Regions from separate parts of the Mus musculus genome. Here region 1 is linked to region 2. The links are chromatin loops, found by intact Hi-C in ENCODE. Cell type or tissue: gastrocnemius. All regions are shown on one strand. Each heading gives the region's core, and the rest is flanking DNA. Links, peaks and the distances in the headings are about the cores only. Region 1 holds the start of Gm15742 (a long non-coding RNA gene). Region 2 holds the start of Fam43a (family with sequence similarity 43, member A).

Region 1 (8,000 bases), core at 1-8,000, 380 kb before region 2:
CCCATCATACAGGAAGCAAGGCTCAAAAGGGACCAGTCCCTTTTCCAGGATGTTAGATCAGACTCCAAAACTCATGCTCTGCTTAATGGAGCCGAGAGGTGCATGCCTGTGTTCATGTGTGCATGTTCCTGGCAAGTGGGTGGGCGTCATGGACTGCCTCTGTCTTGCTCAGGAGTGTGGGTTGATGTGGGCTGATGGTCCAGGAGTCTGGGGCATCCAGTTAGCCTCAGCCCGTGTTGACCCAGTGTTCCACGGATCACACAAGGCTTTTGCCAGGCTGTACCTAGATACCTTTGAGCCTTGCTGCCATCCTCTGCTCAGTGAGAAATGGTCTTGTCGGCTTTAAGACACAATGACTCCACGCTCACATTGGCTGAGCTGGTACTGATTATGGATTAGTCTCGGCACCGAGGCATTTGCACAGCACATACGCAGCAACTGTAGTGCCGAGTACAGCGGGCAAGATATCAGTTCCGAGGGTATCTCCAGCCAGTCTCAACAGTTTCTCTGCGTATGCAGCAGGCACGCTCTGTTTGAACAAAAACTACGCAAGTAGGCGGGTAAATAGTAGCCATATTTACACATTTCCCCTCAGGAAGCAGCGTCAGGCCATTTCACTTCTACTTTAAATTGAGTGTGTATTTTGGAGAATTCTATTCTGTGGTAACTGAGATAATATAGCTCCCCTGCTCTCTGGGGACAGCATGTATTAGCCTTGTCTGTCAGCCTCACCAGCCTGAAGACAGCAGGTTTCTTTGAGAAAAATGTATCATTATGAAGTTGGCAGCCAAAGTGGTGTACGTATGAGGAGGGAATGATGCAGGAATATCCTGAGTGGCCACTACTACTATGTCTCTTCCCTGAAATCCAGTCTCCATGACAGGTGCACCCCTTCTTAGGAAATGCTGATGCCATCAAACATCTACCCCAAGAGAACTAGACTAGCTGGTGGGATTCATGGAAGCCCAGCCAAAAGTTGGTTAAGTCCCAGCCTGTCTCTCCCTCCTTCCATTTCTCTCTCTTCCTCTCTCTCCCATCCTGGCCCCCTTATCTCCCAGTGGCTTCTATGTTGATGTCCTACTTCAGACTTTACTGGGGGAGAGAATCATTGCCCATGTCCTTAGCTGAGGTGAGCTCAGTAGAGCAGATTGTGATCCAATACAACTGTTGCCCTTATAGAAAGAAGAAATTACAGCAGGCACTCAGAACAGGGGAATGCCACGTGGAAGTGAAGGCAGAAATCGGGGCTTTGCCTCCATCAAATAAAGAAAGGGCCAAGATCATCAGTTAGCCACCAGACATAGCCAGAGGCCTGGGCAGGATCTCAGGAGCCTGAGCTGTAGGCCGAGGAATTCCTGTTGTTTAAACCATCCAGCAGGTTGCACTTTGGTCCAGCAGCCCTAGGGAGTGAATACGGATCCCCCTGCTCCTGGCATGGAGAGCATCCGGCAGGTGAGAGCGAGCACAGGCCTTTTGAATGGGGCTGCTGTCCAGGAGTGTAGATCTACAACATGGTGGCATCTGCTATAGTGCAGAGACAGATTAGGAGAATCGCCAGACAGGGTGTTTTCTAATTCTAGATCTGGCCATTTTTAGTTAAGACTTCATTGCCTGGTCAGTATTTTGGAAATATACTTTGGGGCTGTGGTGAAGAGTGTACTGCAGATGAGGCTCGTCACCGTGCCAGGCTTGCTGTGCCACAGCCTTCGTATCACTCAGGAGTGCTTTAACAGTTGTTATAGAAAGAAATCCTGGCTTTGCTTCCCTAGGGTGAAGCACAGCATGTTTCGTGTGTGTGTGTGTGTGTGTGTGTGTGTGTGTGTGTGTGTGTGTGTGCGCATTCGCGTGCGTGTGTGTCTCCTGTAGGCACATACGCAGAGATATTTATCAGGGACAGATGTAAGAAAGAGAGAACTGGAAGAATAGATTGAGTTTCACTTTGAATATGTTTTACAAACAGATATAGTTCTTTAAACAAAGAAATATTTTACTAAATGGCAAATGAGGGGGAGAGAGTTAGCAGTTAGTTGGATGTGCTTGAGAAAGGCGCCAGTTGTGCCTAATTCCAAACACTTGGGTATATCTGGTTGTATATTTTTATACATGTAATTTGTGCATTTCTGGCTAGCATCTCTGCAGAACTGTTTTCGGTACATGATTGCATTTAGCGAAGGGAAATGAACTGACAGGAGAGGCCTATGATTGCACTTGTATTTGTGGCTCTCCAGGGCTGCCTCTGTGGGTCTCCAGGATCTTGACTGTGGTGTCTGATCTGTGGAGTGAGGAGTGAGACTCATCGTGGAGAGTGGTGTGCAGAGCGCCCTTAGAACTGTCTTCCTTGGGCAGGACCATTTTCAACGTGTATTAAAGTTGATGTGATTCAACTGTATAAAGCTATATAGCATTAGTCTTATTTGCTGTACACAGAACCTCTCCCCCCAACCCCTGCTCCCTCATCCCAGCACTGGCTAGCACCCACTGGACAAGGGAGCCCCACTGTGGAAAATGAGTTTGGCAATGTTTCATATCAGGGTTTAAATTCTCCCATTTAAAAACTGAGGTGGTGTTCTCACCATGCCTGTCTCGTGAGGATATGAGATTATGAAGCCTTGCTGGTCAGTTTGAAGTGGGAGGCTCAGAAAGACTGGTGAGGTTTAGTCCTGACAGTCCTTGTTAAGTATACCCTAGAGCCCACAGCCCTTCCTTCCCTCTGAAAGTTGGGAGGAGACAGCATGCCGCCTTGCCACAGGGAAGCTGCAAAGTGAAGGCTGCACTAGGCAAACAGAACCGAGCGCTGTCTTCCGCAAGGCACGGGGCAGATGCCCCATGTGTTGGGGATTTATTTCCTAATCCTGTTACCAACAGAAAAGGACCCTAAGGAGTCTCTAATTTTATTACCAGCCAGGAGCAGTTTATCTTTGGTCTGTGGCTGGTTGACCAGGGCTCTCTGAGCATCTCCTTGCCATTCTCCCTATCCTTCCAGGGGAGAGCCTGGAGGTTCTAACCTGACCCAGGAGAGTAAATGGGGGAGGATCCCTCTCTTGGGGGCTCAGGATGGGGGCACACACTTGGGTCCTGATTTGGAGGTAGCTGAGCAGTGGGGAAACAAATGAGGCTTCAAGTTAAAACTGGGTTGCTGCTCTCACCTACCCTGCCCTAGCTTCCTGGACAGCCCTCCCTGACCCTCCCTAACCTTCCTGTGCTATGTACAGCAGGACTGCAGTAGCACTCACTGCCAGCAGGGGTCACACCTGAGTTGCACTGAGTTGTTAGCAGACCTTCTATGGGCTCCTCCCCCACCCCAGGCTGATTGGCTGTGCTCTGTAAATGTTCAGCCTACAGACCTGGATGCCACTCTGAGGCACAGCCAACTGGAGATGGTTAATCGCCTGGGAGAGGCGAAGGGGAAGGAGTGCACAGTAAATCACAGTTCTCCCTCTATAAAGAACACTAGTAGATAACAAATGACGGTCCTTTTGGTCTCCACAAAAGCCTTGTGGAGTTATCAGTGATTAAAGTAACTCATGGTTATTTTCTGTCACTTTATCTAATAATGACAAGTGAGATACTGGATGTAAAGAACTCATATTTAGCTTAAAGCAGTCCTTACCCGCACTAGAATCAGTACCTGTGTGGTTCCAACCGACACTAAAGGCTACAAGCAGGGAAACACTGCCTGGCATTAATCAGAAGCCTTGTAGGAGCATATAAATACTACCTCTAAAAGGACACTGTCACCATAAAGGAAAGCCAGGAAATGGGAGGCAGCAAGTCCTTAAAGGCTGTGACAAGCATCAGGAATAAAGGAAAGGTGAGCCCAAGATGCTGGGGACACTGTAAGTCTCAGCAGGATGACCCCAGGGGTGCCGGTCTAGATAGTGTACGTGCATCCTGCGGACCCCAACTGAAGTAGGTCTGCAGTTCATTGCTGTGTAGACTCTGGTTTCTGTCCAGCTGTTTCCCCACAAATCAGGCCCTGCAGAAGTAGTCCTTGCTAACCAGAGCAGACCTAGTGTGACGTGGAAAGGCATTTCTCCTCCTCCTCCCCCTCCTTCTCCTCCTCCTCCTCTTCCTCCTCCCCCTCCTCCCCCTCCTCCTCCCCCCCCCTCCTTCTTCTTCTTTTTGGTTTTTGAGACAGGGTTTCTCTGTGTAGCCCTGGCTGTCCTGGAACTCACTCTGTAGACCAGGCTGACCTCGAACTCAGAAATCCGCCTGCCTCTGCCTCTCAAGTGCTGGGATTAAAGGTGTGCTCCACCACTGCCCAGCTTTCCTGCTTCTTTTTACATAAAGAATATACTGAGCCACTTTCGTCATTAACACTTTAAAGGTGTTAAGTAAAGATCCGATGCTTTTATGTCACCTGCTCTCTCTGATGTGTACAGACATTTGTTTGAGGTAACTGAGCGACTCCACTGTGGGCGCCATGTAACACCTTACTATTGAGTTGCTGCATCCTGTCTGTGACTTCTCTAGTTCTGTTTCTGAAGTCTCATTTCTCTCTTGTGGCCCCTGGCCTCCTATCCCTGCATCCCACTCACACACCATGGTCCCTCGAGGTCAGCTCAATGGCACCAGGCACCCAGAGTGGTCCTGCTAAGTCCATGGTCCTAGGCTCCTATCTTCATTCACCATGAGCCTTTACTCAGTCTGACTCTGGTTGTCTGTGATGCTTGCTTGCCATTTTCACCTTGGTTAGGTTAGGAAACAGCCCCTGTAAAGGCATCCAGGGAGGGTTAGGGAGTGTGTGCAGTGCTGGTCTATGGATCCGACTGAATAGGTAGAGGAAAAAAGATGTGAATGGGTCAGGTGTCAGGATCATCGCTCTCTGCTCTCTGCCCCTCTGGTGTGTGAGAGCTCCATGCTCCTGCTGCCACAGCTCATGCTGGGCTCAGTCCTTCCTCCTCATTGCGGGCTCTACTTCAGACTGTGACCAAATAGCCTTCCTTAAGTACTTTCTTGTCAGTTACTTGCCGTAGCATTGAGAAAGGGGACTAGTTGGCATACTATAGTTATATATGTACTAACGTATGAAAGTAAATACCAGTGGGAGGTAAATTTGCAGGGATATTAGTCTTGGTTCACTTGATCAGTGAGTATTTAGAACATATGATCACATGGCTGAGTAGGACCCTTAGGTACATGCACGTTAGGCCTGTCCAGCCACCAGAATCGAGGTAGTCTGGGGTCAGCTCCTGTCTTCTTGGGGAGCCTGGACAGGTTCATTCCGTGCTGTACAAAGACGCCATTTGTACTGCTTGCGTGAGAGAATGTTACTGTTTCTTCCACTTTTTTGTTTCAGTTGCCCAAGTCCTGAGCCACAGTCCTCTCTGGCTGGCTGTGTGATAGATTTTAAAGGTCACACAAAATGTGGCCTCTTCCTCTTCCCCTTGAGTCAAGGGAGAAGCACAAGAATAATCAATAATTCTAAAAGGCAAAAAGCATCGTTGTTGCTGTTTTAAATTTAGTTCTTGTCTTAGCTTACTTAGGTCTCTCCTGGATTCTGAGCTTGTAGGAGTCGGCCTATGCAACTCGGAAGGATCCAGAAACTATCAATACTGGCTCCTGGGTGTGACAATGTTTCTGCACTTCCCTTTACTCCCAAATAAAACCACTTAGTGTGGCGGCTAGGCCCAGCCTGGTATCCCAGTCTGATATCCTTCCCACGTAGGGCTTGTGCCCCCCTCTTCTCCCTAGCTCCCACAGCATTGCCCCATGCCTGCCTCCCATCAGGCAGCCTGTCCAGTGGGATCATTTCAGTCTACAGATGCTTAAAATCCAGACAGTTGGAAAGTCTTCCGCCTCAGTCACATTGTTATCAAAAAGAAGAGAGAAACGTGGGTAAGGCGTGGAGAAAAGAAAATCCTTGTCCATTGCTGTTGGGGCTGTAGACTTACAGAGTCAATATGGAAAGCAGAAGTGCTCCCGCGTGTGCGTGCGCAAAGGAAGGCAGTCTGTGCTGTAAGGAAACCTGCAGTGCAGTCCGCGTTCACTGCAGCAGTGACAACTGTGGCCAGATACAGAGTGTCCACGGGTGGATGTGTGGATACAGAAAATGTGATAAACGTACACTGGAAGATCCTTCACCCTGTAATAAGGAGGATATTCTGCCATGGCCACAACGTGTGTGAGCTGAGGGCCTTCTACTAAGTGGTATAACCCAGGCACAGGAGGAAGACAGCTTGATCTCGCTTGTACACGGGATCTCAAAGGCAAAAGCTAGGTGTTTACTACACAGAGATGATTCTGGAGGCAAGGTGATAGCTACGGCCATAGAGGTCAGGGTAGGAAGAAAATGTAGGGCTGGGGAAGTCTCAGATCTGATGGACACCAAGGGGGTTGAAGGCAATAGCGCTGTTAGATTAAGGGTTTTTGCTATAAAGAGTATAGATTAGATATTCTACATGCATATGCGTTCACACGCATGTGCGCACATAATAAAAATGAACACATAAAATTAATTTGTTTATCTTTGTTAACCATTTATGTATATATAAATCATCACACTGTAAACATTAAACACATACAATTTAAAAATCAATTCTTTGCTAACTGTTGAAAAAATAAGGCATGCAGGACATACTTTCTGATGTGTTCCAATTTCATATATTTATCTTAGTACAGGGCCAGCTGTTCTCATTTCTGTTCAGGAAACATGATAATCAGAGATTCATTTCTAACCACCATACTTTACTCAGATTACACTAAATCTATAGTATACAAAGTGTCTCTGGGACTAATTAATGTTTTTAAATGTTTACCTAAAGCACATAGAAATTGTATACATTTCTCAAAAAGAGAAAAGAAAAATGACCCAAGGGCCAGGCAGGCTTTGCAGCAGGGGATGTTTTGCTCGGTTCCCTGAGGTGCTCATCAGTCTGTGTTTTCCCATGTGATCTAGGAGGTTAATGAAGGCACTGTGGGGCCCATTGTTATTTCTGCACTGTGAATTGATTAGCCAGAGGATGTACAGTGTGGCAGTGTGTGGCCAGGCCTGTGTGTCTCTGGCAGTGGCCCAACAGACTTTGAAGATAGCATGCTGCTTCCTAGTCACGACCTCTCGGCCATGTGCTGTGTTGTGGGTGCTCCTGGTGCTGTGCCAGCTCCTTACCGATGCTGGCAGGAGTCCTGGCTGTGTGGACACAGTAGAGACCTTTCTCGGAAAGTCAAGTTCAGCCCTTGCTGTTTGCTGGTGAAAGTGCATCTGTCTGGACTACTTCACTTCAGTAAGCGTGGGCTGGGCCCCTGCCTTGTGCCAGGCACGGGGCCAGGCAGTGGGGATTCAGGTATGTAAAGACACCATTTCTATCCCCAACGGTATGACAACTCAGTGGGTCAGAGTGGCTTATGGGGCCCTTGCAGACTTCACTAAGGAATTGGCCTCTGGGCTGTGGTTTGATTAGAAGGTAGCTGTGTGGATGGTGAGGAAAGAGGGCACAGCAGCTAAGGCCCTGGTGAGAATGGCATATGCAGAATCAGCAGGAATGTCAGTGTGGATGGAGCAGAGGAACCTGGGGTGGACAGGGCATGGCCAGATGGCCCGGCTTCTCATGGCCTGGGATCGGGTCTTCAGAAAGTGGGGAGCGTGGCGTCACTGCTGTCAGGACAGATGAACAGCAGACACCTGCCTCTTGGCTAGATCACACTGTCTAACAGTGTGCTACAACTACGTCCATTCCCATAGGTCACACCGCTGGAGACAAGACCCGGTGCTGGGTGTGTAGACAGGAGGTCCAGGGTAAATATCATCCTTGTGGCCATCAGAAGGCCACCGATGAGGGCGGGACAGTGTGCCCATTCACTGCCAGAGCAGTGACTTGGTGGGAACAACAGCGGAGGTCAGGAGAGTCTTTCACAGGTACCATCTAAGGCCCTCCTAAAATTTCCATCCCTGTGCCTTACACTCTTGTTTTCCTCTATTTTTTATGCCCAGCAAGAAATAAATCTCAAATATTTACCAGAGGTACACTTAAAAGCAGCTTTTTCTAAAAGCAGCGTTTACA
Region 2 (8,662 bases), core at 663-8,662:
CCCGCTGCTGACATGCCAACAGAACTGAAACAAGGCTGCTCAAAAAAATAACAAAATGTTTTATACACATTTCCATATATACAACCGTACAACATTTTACAGGTATCTTTTGCACAGCAAAAGAGATATAAACATTCAGCTCCGAGAACACAGTTATGTACAAAAAACAAAAAGTCAAAAATACTTCACAACAGTGCAAAAATATTTTACATAGCATCATGGAGTAGGAGCTTTGGGGCCAGAGGAAGGTGTGTATTTCTAAAGGAAAATTCCTTTTTTGTTTTTTAGATATTAGGTTTCTTTAACTGTAAACAAAACACGACTTTCATACACTGCCCCCCCCCCCAAGAAGAGTTATTTGAGAAATTTGGCAAACTTTCAAGAGTTTGAGTCTGAGGTAAACAGCCCAAGCTCCCCTATCCGAAAGAACTGGGGGCAGGTAAAGTGGCATTGAAGCCTCCAACGTTTTGAAAGTGACTTTGTTAATGAGATATTGATGACAGAAAGAGGCCTTCCAGTCAGGGGGTCTGGAGAGGAAGTTAACCCCTCCTTCCCTAGCCCCAGCTGCCTCACAAACAGGAAACCGGCTGCTGGGCACCTCCAGCCCGCCCTTGGCCTTTTCCAACTTCAGCCAGCTCTCCCTCACCCACCTTTGTAGTGCTTCTCGCCCTCCCTGCCCCCCATCCCCCTGTTCACAACCTGAGCCACCTCTGAGCCAAAGCGCTGGGGCAACTAGCAAGAGGGAATAGCTTCCCCAGAAAACTCCAAAGTCGGGTCTGGGCTTCAAGTGCATCATTTTCCCTTTCCTGGAGGTTAGGGGGAATAGAACTACTGTTGGGGAGCCACTATGTGTATGTTGGGAGGGGCGCACAGAGAAGTCTTCTGGCAGCTTAGCCCGAGTAGGGCTCATCTAGGCTGGTGCTGTCAGCAGGGCCCGATGGGTTGCCAGGGCTGACAGGGGTGGCATCCAGGCCTCCGCCCTCGATGGAGCTCTCGCTGCCTGTGCTCTCGCCCGACAGCAGGCGTGTCACCCTTAAATCGGTCTCCAGGGTGCTCACGTCATTGCCAAAGCTAAGGTCGCCCAGGTCACTAATAAGCTGTGACAGTTGGGCCTTCATGTCTGAGGCACAGACTGACAGAGGAAGTGATGTCCCCGAGCTGGGGCCCAGCGAGACCCCGCCGTCCCCCAACGCCTCCTCGTGGCCATTTTCCAGCGGGTCCAGCAAGTCCTCACATTCCAACTGCATGGCCACCACCAGCGCCCTCTGCGCCTCAGCCTCTTCCTCTGCTGGATCCCCATCCCCCACACCGTCCTCTTCTTCCTCCTCCTCCAGGCAGTCCTCCAGATGCTCCTCTTCTTCCTCCTGCAGCTCCTCCTCTTGCTGTTCCCCAAGCAGGTCCTCGGTGATGGAGCCCAGCTTGGGAGCGCTGCGGCTGCGCTCCACTGGCGGCTTGTAGCAGCAAGGTCCGTGCAAGAGCAGCTTGCGCAGCGGCACTAGTGGGATGGTGTGTGCGCCCACCAACTCCTGCTGCTGGTGACGCGCATCATCCCGCCGCTTGAGACGTTTAAACTCTGCCAGAGCGTTGGCTGATGTCTGGTAAAGCAGCAGAGCCATGGCCTGAGCCTTCTCCGGCTTGGACACCAGCACCGCGTGGCAGCGTAGCATTACCGCCTTGTGCTTCAGCTCATGCCGGTATACCCAGGCGAAGACTTTGGGTAGCCGCGCGTCTGCCACACAGTAGGTGACGCGGTGCAGCAGGTAGAGGTGGCCGGGACGTCGCAGCGCTCGCTCCTCGGCATGCACCATGCGGATGCCTTGCGCACTCACGGTCAGCTTCATCTTAGTCCCTTGACGGCCGGCCTCACTCTTGCTCCAGATCTTGCCCACCGCTAGGTCAGTGCAACCGTCCCCGCGCGCCTGGATGGTGGTGGCATTCCCCAGGTAGAGCACAGTGTAAGTGGGGTCCTCGCTGGTGATGTGCAGCTTCTTGCGCTTGGAGCGGAACATGCTGCCCACCCGGCTGAGCGCGCCTTCCGGGCAGGCTCTCGCCAAGGAGCTGAGCGCGGAGTAGTGCAGGCTCACAGCGTAGCCCTTAGGCTTGGACGCCTGCCGCGGCGGCGCCTCGGCCAGCAGCTCGAACTTGTGCTTCTTCCACGGCAGCATCTCCGGAGGACGCCCGGGAGTGGCTGGGGCGGCGGTGGCCGAGCGCGGGGTGAGAGCCCCGCAGGGCCACCAACCCAGGCTACGCTTGGCCCGGGCAAGCTCGAAAAATAAAACTCAGGCTGGGAGGACCTCCGGGGCAGGGAGATGGAGGCAGGAGAGGCCAGATAGTGCTTGGGAACCCCGCAGGGACTGGGGTAGGATATTAGAAAAAAATATTCAGGAAAGAGAGAGAGAGAGAGAGAGAGAGAGAGAGAGAGAGAGAGAAGCCTAGATGAGGAGGACCAGGACAAAAGTCTCAAACAAGCAACAAAATAAGAGAGCGGAGCGGAAAATATTTTAGAAAAAGGCCAAATGAGTGCGTACAAATAAATAAAGGTGGGCGGCTCGGCCAAAGCAACCGGGATGGTGAGAGAAATAAGCTGGAACTCTTCTTCAGCGAACGTGACACACACACAAGTCTTGGGCCAGGGCCAGGAGCCGCGGAAACTACAGCAGTGCGCCCAGGGGCCGGTGCTCCCCACCCCCAGTGGGTGCAGAAGAGGGCGAGCCCCTTGGCTGGACTGGTCCCTGAATAAGCAGCTTGCCCCAAGTGTGGTCCGAGAGGTCTGGCTGGCCGCGGCGGGCCAAGCACAGCGGTCCCGCAGCTCACTGCATCCTCGCTCCGAGGGGACGCCGGAGACTCGCGCTCGGCCGTCTCGGCCAAGGTAGCGCGGGGTTCGGAGGGCAGGACGCGCACATCGTCCGCTCCGGGGACTGCCGCTACCTCATTGCTTCCCTCCGGGGGTGTCCGGCTCCGCTTCGGGGTTCTCGGCGATCTGCAGCGCGCCCTCTGTGGTCGTGCGCGCGGTAGCCGACTTGCTCGCTTCACATCATTGCCGTCCGGGAGGAAGATCTCGGGTTAATATAGGCCGGCACGAACCATTCACCGCGCGGACAGGGGAGGAGCACAGGAGAGGATCCCTTTAGGGCTGCGACGCCGGACGCAGTTCTGGTCTCTTAAAGGGACCAGGTTGCAGGCACTGGTCGAGAGAAGGGAAGACTAGTCCACTTAGGCAACCACGTTCCAAATTTACCAGCATCTCTTTTAGCTATAGAAACCAAAAGACCTGGAGTTACCCGATAGATAGCAAGAGGAACTTAAACTTTGACACTCCACCCTAGGCTAAATTGCAACTCGCTGAATAAGTCTACGTCTAGATCGAAACTTCTGGAGGAGGCGGTGGAAGTTGAGCTTGTAGGCTCTGGGGAAAATTGCGTAGTATTTTGTCGTTGTGGTGACTGTTGTTGTGTTCCTTCTGTGACAACTTCAAGAGAATTTGCAGGTTCTGTTTACTATTATTCTTTAATAATCATCTATTAAGGAAAATAAAGAGCCAGGCGGTGGTGGCGCACACCTTTAATCCCAGCACTTGGGAGGCAGAGGCAGGCGGATTTCTGAGTTCGAGACCAGCCTGGTCTACAGAGTGAGTTCCAGGAGAGCCAGGGCTACACAGAGAAACTGGGGGGGGGGGGGGGGGGAATCAGGAGGGGGGGGCAAACTATAAGAGAATCAATTTTTTGCCTGTTACTCTTCTCCTGGTGCCATTTATCCGCCGGTGAGCAGCAAGCAGGTAGTGGAAAGTTCGTGGTTAAGATGACTGCCATGAACAATATTGAACACAGTAGTGAATGGTCCCTAAGTTACTTGCTTCCAGTTTCCACCCCCGACCCAAACTGCCACAGACCCTCAGAGTAAGGCACTTTTTCGAGACATATGAAGTTTCTAAGTAAGGCTGTGCTGCTGTTTGTAGAGCCATCACTGATGCAATTTGGGTGACAATGCTTAGTAAAAACTCAGATGATACTTTTCATACTCTTTTTTCACGAGCTAACTGGACAACGTGGGGTTTGTTTGTTCCCCTTTATTTTCCCTCCCCTGAGACAGGATCTGGTTACCTCGATCAGGCTCTACGCACATTTGGATCCTCTTGTCTCCGTCTCCACATTGTGGCATGCACCACCATGTCTAGCTCTAGACAAGATACCCTCACTCGCCGGCTTGCCCCTCTGAACCCTCCACAACCTTCTGGACACCCAGGGGCCAACCAGTAAAAGCTAAACGACTTCTATTTGATGAATGAGACATCCGAGCAAACATATATATATATATATATATATATATATATATATATATATATTTTTTTTTTTTTTTTTTTTGCTGGGTTAACTTCAGCCAGAAAAGCCCAAAGTCCTATGAGAATCTGGGAAAAGAGAAAAGAGAGTTCCCAGTGACTAAGAAAATTAAAGAGGATCCAGGGAGCAAGCGATGTTTGAAAGATGATTTCCCCAAGTGGGAGGGGGATTGGAGGGCTCTCTGAGAGCAGAGGATGATGCAATGCCAAGATTAAAATGCAGACACTTGTATGAGATTCGACAGAGTCAGTGATAACAATAAAGAAATGTTTCCCCATCAAAGAAATGTCCTATAATGGATTTAAAACCCTCTCTCTCTGTAGGAAGAAATGGCCTTTTCCTGACTGGCCGTTAACGAGGGTCCTAGTGCCCAACTTGCCAGCTGTGTGGGTGGGCTAAGGCGGGGGGGGGGGGGGGAATACCAGACACCAGGATGGAACAAACCAGAATTATAATAATCCATCATGCCAACATTGATGTTTCTTTTCTGCCAAAGGGACTGCAATATTGTGCGTATTTGTGTGTGCACACAATAGAAATTATTGTTCAATGCCAATAATGACAACTTGCAAATTCGAAAGAACAAAATATTCTGGGGAAAGCATGCCAACTTAGCCTTCAGCTGAGTGATCCTCTATAATCCCCAACTCTAAATTCTAAACTAGAGCCCATATCCAAGAAGTTAACATTGCCAAGTGTCCAGGATGTCTGAGGGCCAGAAGGGCTTCGGGGAGCAAAAAGAGGACCAAAGCTGGTCTCATCTCCAATGAAGGTATGACTATGGGCTACACCCAGTTACAGAGAAACCAGAGAGAAGCAGCGATAAGGAAGCATCCACTACAGCTCTCTGGTGGCAGCCAGAGCACCAGTCTCAGAGGTACAGGCTGTGTCATGCCTAACTACCTGTTTAATAAGCTTGTTTCGATCTTGGAAGAGCAGAAAGGTTCTAGGTGAATGGGAACACCCCATGTGTGAGTCACGTCCTGGGCTTGTGCTCTAAGACCCAGGAAGGAAGAAACCTTTATATCTCCTGCAGACCTGGACCTTGGATAGCCTTTGGGGGGTCTACCTACCTTGCCGTCTGGAGAACCTGGCCAGCCTCGCTGAACTCTGAGGTCGCAGACCCTCGGTGAGAGGGAGGAGCAGATGACAAGCAGGTTCACAGAGAACCGCTCAGCAGGGTCCTTGGAGAAACTGGTTAGACACTATGGGCTGAATTTTCAATGACGCTACTCCATCTACTGGCGGCAGGCGGAAGTGCCGCTTGGTGAGGTTGTTTCTCACAAAACTGGACAAGCCGGCGATTGAATCAATACACCAAGTCACAGCTGAAAAGAAACGCTGCCAGCAGGAGTGCCAGCCTCTCACTTGGCATCTGAGAACCAGCCTCCTAGAGGGCTTTTGAACTGGCTTTCTGCCACTGTGTGTTTTGCATAGTGCTCCTCCTCCCCCGCTGTCCCACTCACTGGACACGGACTTCAAGGTGACAATGGTGACTCTGGAATCCTTTGAAAAAATATTTGTAGAGTCTGCTGTGGTGATGACATTGCTGGAGGCTGAGCAGTAGTGCAGCTGGGGGTGTTTGCTTTCCTGGGAGTGATAGCCTGTGGAGAGGCAGATGACCAACACCCAAGGAATAAAATGCCTAATAAAAGGAATAAAATGCTAAGTCGCTGGTGAACAGGAGGCAGTACTAGGAGTGAAAGTGGCTGCTTTCAAAGCTGGAAGATGTTTCTCGGGGATAGCCATGAACACCGAACATCTGAGGGAGCCAGGCACTCAAAGAGATGCTTGCACAGTCTGGTAAAGTTGGTGTGCGTGGCTCTCGAGCACCCAGGAGGTGGTTGACTCAAGTTGAAGTACACCACAAATGTGCTTTTTGATGACTTAATTAGACCAAAAAGTTGTAATAATTGTATATGAATTCCATGCTGAGTAACAACATTTAGGCTACTGTGAGGTAGATCGAAGGCATTGCATTAAACTTAATCTCCCCCCCCCCCCCACTTCCCTTCCTTCTTTACTGTGGCTGTTGGCTTACGCAATGTTGTCCTGAACAAAAGCCACAGCTAATATAAAGGCATTTAGGTTTTGTAATAAGCTAAATGGACTCAAGGACTTTCAGGCTTCTTCGTCCCCCTCTGTGACCCTAGCATCTTACAGTTGCAGCCCCTTTGTCCTGGACTCCTGTGAGGTTTTTTAACCCCCTCAGCCCTGCAGCCGCCTCCACTAACACTAATGAGAAGCGACTGAGTCACTTGAGGCACCGCCCTTCGAGGGGTTTCCCACCATTTGTGTGGGACTCCAGCTAATTTCCACCAAACAATATCACTACAAAAGAGCAAAAGCGGGCCCTCGGATCCTTTTCCAGCCTTGTGTCTCACCACATGGTTTCTCTGTCATGTGTAGGCTCTGATGTATGCCACGCCATCTGCCGTGAGAGGAAGCAGCCAAGGGGCTTCTTGGCAGATCCAGTGCTATGTTGTTTAGATTTTAGACTTCCTAAACTGTGGACTTGATAAACCATTTTTCTCGCTAAGTGGCTAACTTTTCGTGTTTTGTTATAGCGACAGGAAACAGAATGATAGAGCCAATCTTCTTAGAAGATGTCCCTGGACAGATAGTTGTCTCTGTAGTGACAAGCAGAACTGAACCGATAGTTCCCCAACAAACAATTGAGGCAGTTAGACCTTGACTCGTGTCCCAACCAAACTCACAGCAAACGGTGTGTCCACACACATACCTACCTCTTCCCCCATAGCTCAGAAGTCTCTCCTTTTGAGCCTGTCTCCTCAGAGCTACTCTGTAGTCACCACACCACAGCCCTGGCCTTGTGCCTCTTCCTAGTTTCAACACTGAAGTGGCTTCCTACCAACTCCAGGCACAATCCCTTCAGCCCAACACACAAGCATTCTGATGTTGGGCCCCCTACCTAGCTGCCCAGCCTCCTTGACCTTTCCTGGCAACAGAATCCGTGCTAGGCAATGAAGGATGGCCTGGCCTTCCCCTTGGGCTGTTGAGACTGCTTCTTCTGTCCCTTCTATTGCTTGTATGGTGCCATCTAATTGAAATGGTTTCTGTCACTTTCCCTGGCTGGTCCCTAGTTTGTCTTCCCCCACCACCATTATTGCCTCCTCTTTGTCCTCCTTCCCTCCCCCTCCTCTCCTCTTCCTCTCCCCCTCTTCCTCCTCCTCCCCCCTCCTCTTCCTCTTCTACGTTGGGAACTAACCTAAGGACCATGTCAGACAGAAGCTTTACCGCTGAGTTTCCGCCCCAGCCCTGACACTCATTTTCAAGAGCCAGCTCAGATGGTGTCTTCTCCAGGAACCATTCTGTTTCCTCCTCAACCTCACTTGTTCTCTTTGCTATAGCTCTCATCTGGTTAACAACACTGTCAGGTTGACTCTCCATTTTCCTCACTAGGCTGTGAGCTCCTTTAGTGGGTACCTGCGTTTCATCCACTGCAGTCTCGTCAGCCCCTAGCTCAGGCCTGCTACCAATGTATGGCCAATGCGTGGAATGTGAAATGGACAGTAGCCATGTGAATATTTGTACAGTAACAGTTGGGTCTTACATGCACACTGCCAGAACTAGAGAGCGCTTCATGGTAACCTAGTCAAACCCTCTGGTTTTAAAGACTAAGAAACCAAGGCCCAGAGAGAGTGTGCATGGCCAGAGAGCAGTTTACTGGCAGCCAGGATGAGGCTCCATATGGCTTAAATCTGAATTTCATGCCGCCTTACTTTTGCTACCTACAAAGCCAAGGCTTTTAAATAAATTTATTATATTTATTTTAAAACTCATGTGCTACACCTGATTTTAAAAAAAGTCTATGTTTTGGGACCCTCTGGTTAATTTTATCAACTAGGTTTAGTCATTCCCCACTAGTCAGACTTACATCTCTCCATTCACTGGCCCTCTGTGAAAAATCCACTTTTTAATGGTTCTGAAAAAGGTTTGAGCCAAAGTATATCTGTCACCAGACTCTAGTAGCAAGATTTTGGTTTCTGTTGTAGTAAAGATAACACTTAGGCCCTGAATGTTGGTCCACAGGTTTAATCGCAACCCTTAGAGGGCAGAGGTTGCAAGATCTCTGTGGATTCAAAGCCAGACTGGTCTACAGAGTGAGTTCCTTACAGGACAGCCAGGGCTATATAGTGAGACCCTGTCTCAAAGAAAAAAGATCACACTTAGGTTCGTGACAGTGTGGTAGCCACGGAATCCCTTTGTTTTGTGTATTAACTTTGATCTCGTCAGTATTTTAAACTTTAAAAACAATACCTGCATAGTTTCATTTCTCAGAAAATATTATAAAGTAAAAATGG

Evidence for each region. Peaks named below come from ENCODE experiments on the same cell type or tissue, not always from the same donor. Only the 100,000 strongest peaks of a DNase experiment are listed, where the experiment ranks them.
Region 1: a loop joins it to region 2, with 6 times the contacts of the local background. A loop is called at or near these places in 36 of 42 quality-filtered maps.

What each region holds. Positions count from the first base shown.
Region 1 is chr16:30,972,690-30,980,689 of GRCm38, reverse strand. The region is part of intron 3 of Xxylt1 (xyloside xylosyltransferase 1); the gene reads left to right. It overlaps Gm15742 (a long non-coding RNA gene), which reads left to right and starts at 4,219. Exons shown (of 2, transcript XR_384807.2): 1 at 4,219-7,283. In gastrocnemius, for the core only: a CTCF peak has its summit at 3,241 (motif pointing right); DNase peaks (open chromatin) are centred at 3,273 and 7,083; H3K27ac peaks cover 3,776 bases.
Region 2 is chr16:30,594,103-30,602,764 of GRCm38, reverse strand. Fam43a (family with sequence similarity 43, member A) reads right to left here and starts at 3,042. Exons shown (of 1, transcript NM_177632.3): 1 at 1-3,042. The coding sequence starts at 2,165. The coding sequence ends at 891. In gastrocnemius, for the core only: CTCF peaks have their summits at 1,220 (motif pointing left), 2,990 and 5,584 (motif pointing left); DNase peaks (open chromatin) are centred at 4,195, 5,595, 6,742, 7,239 and 5 more places; H3K4me3 peaks cover 3,518 bases; H3K27ac peaks cover 3,345 bases.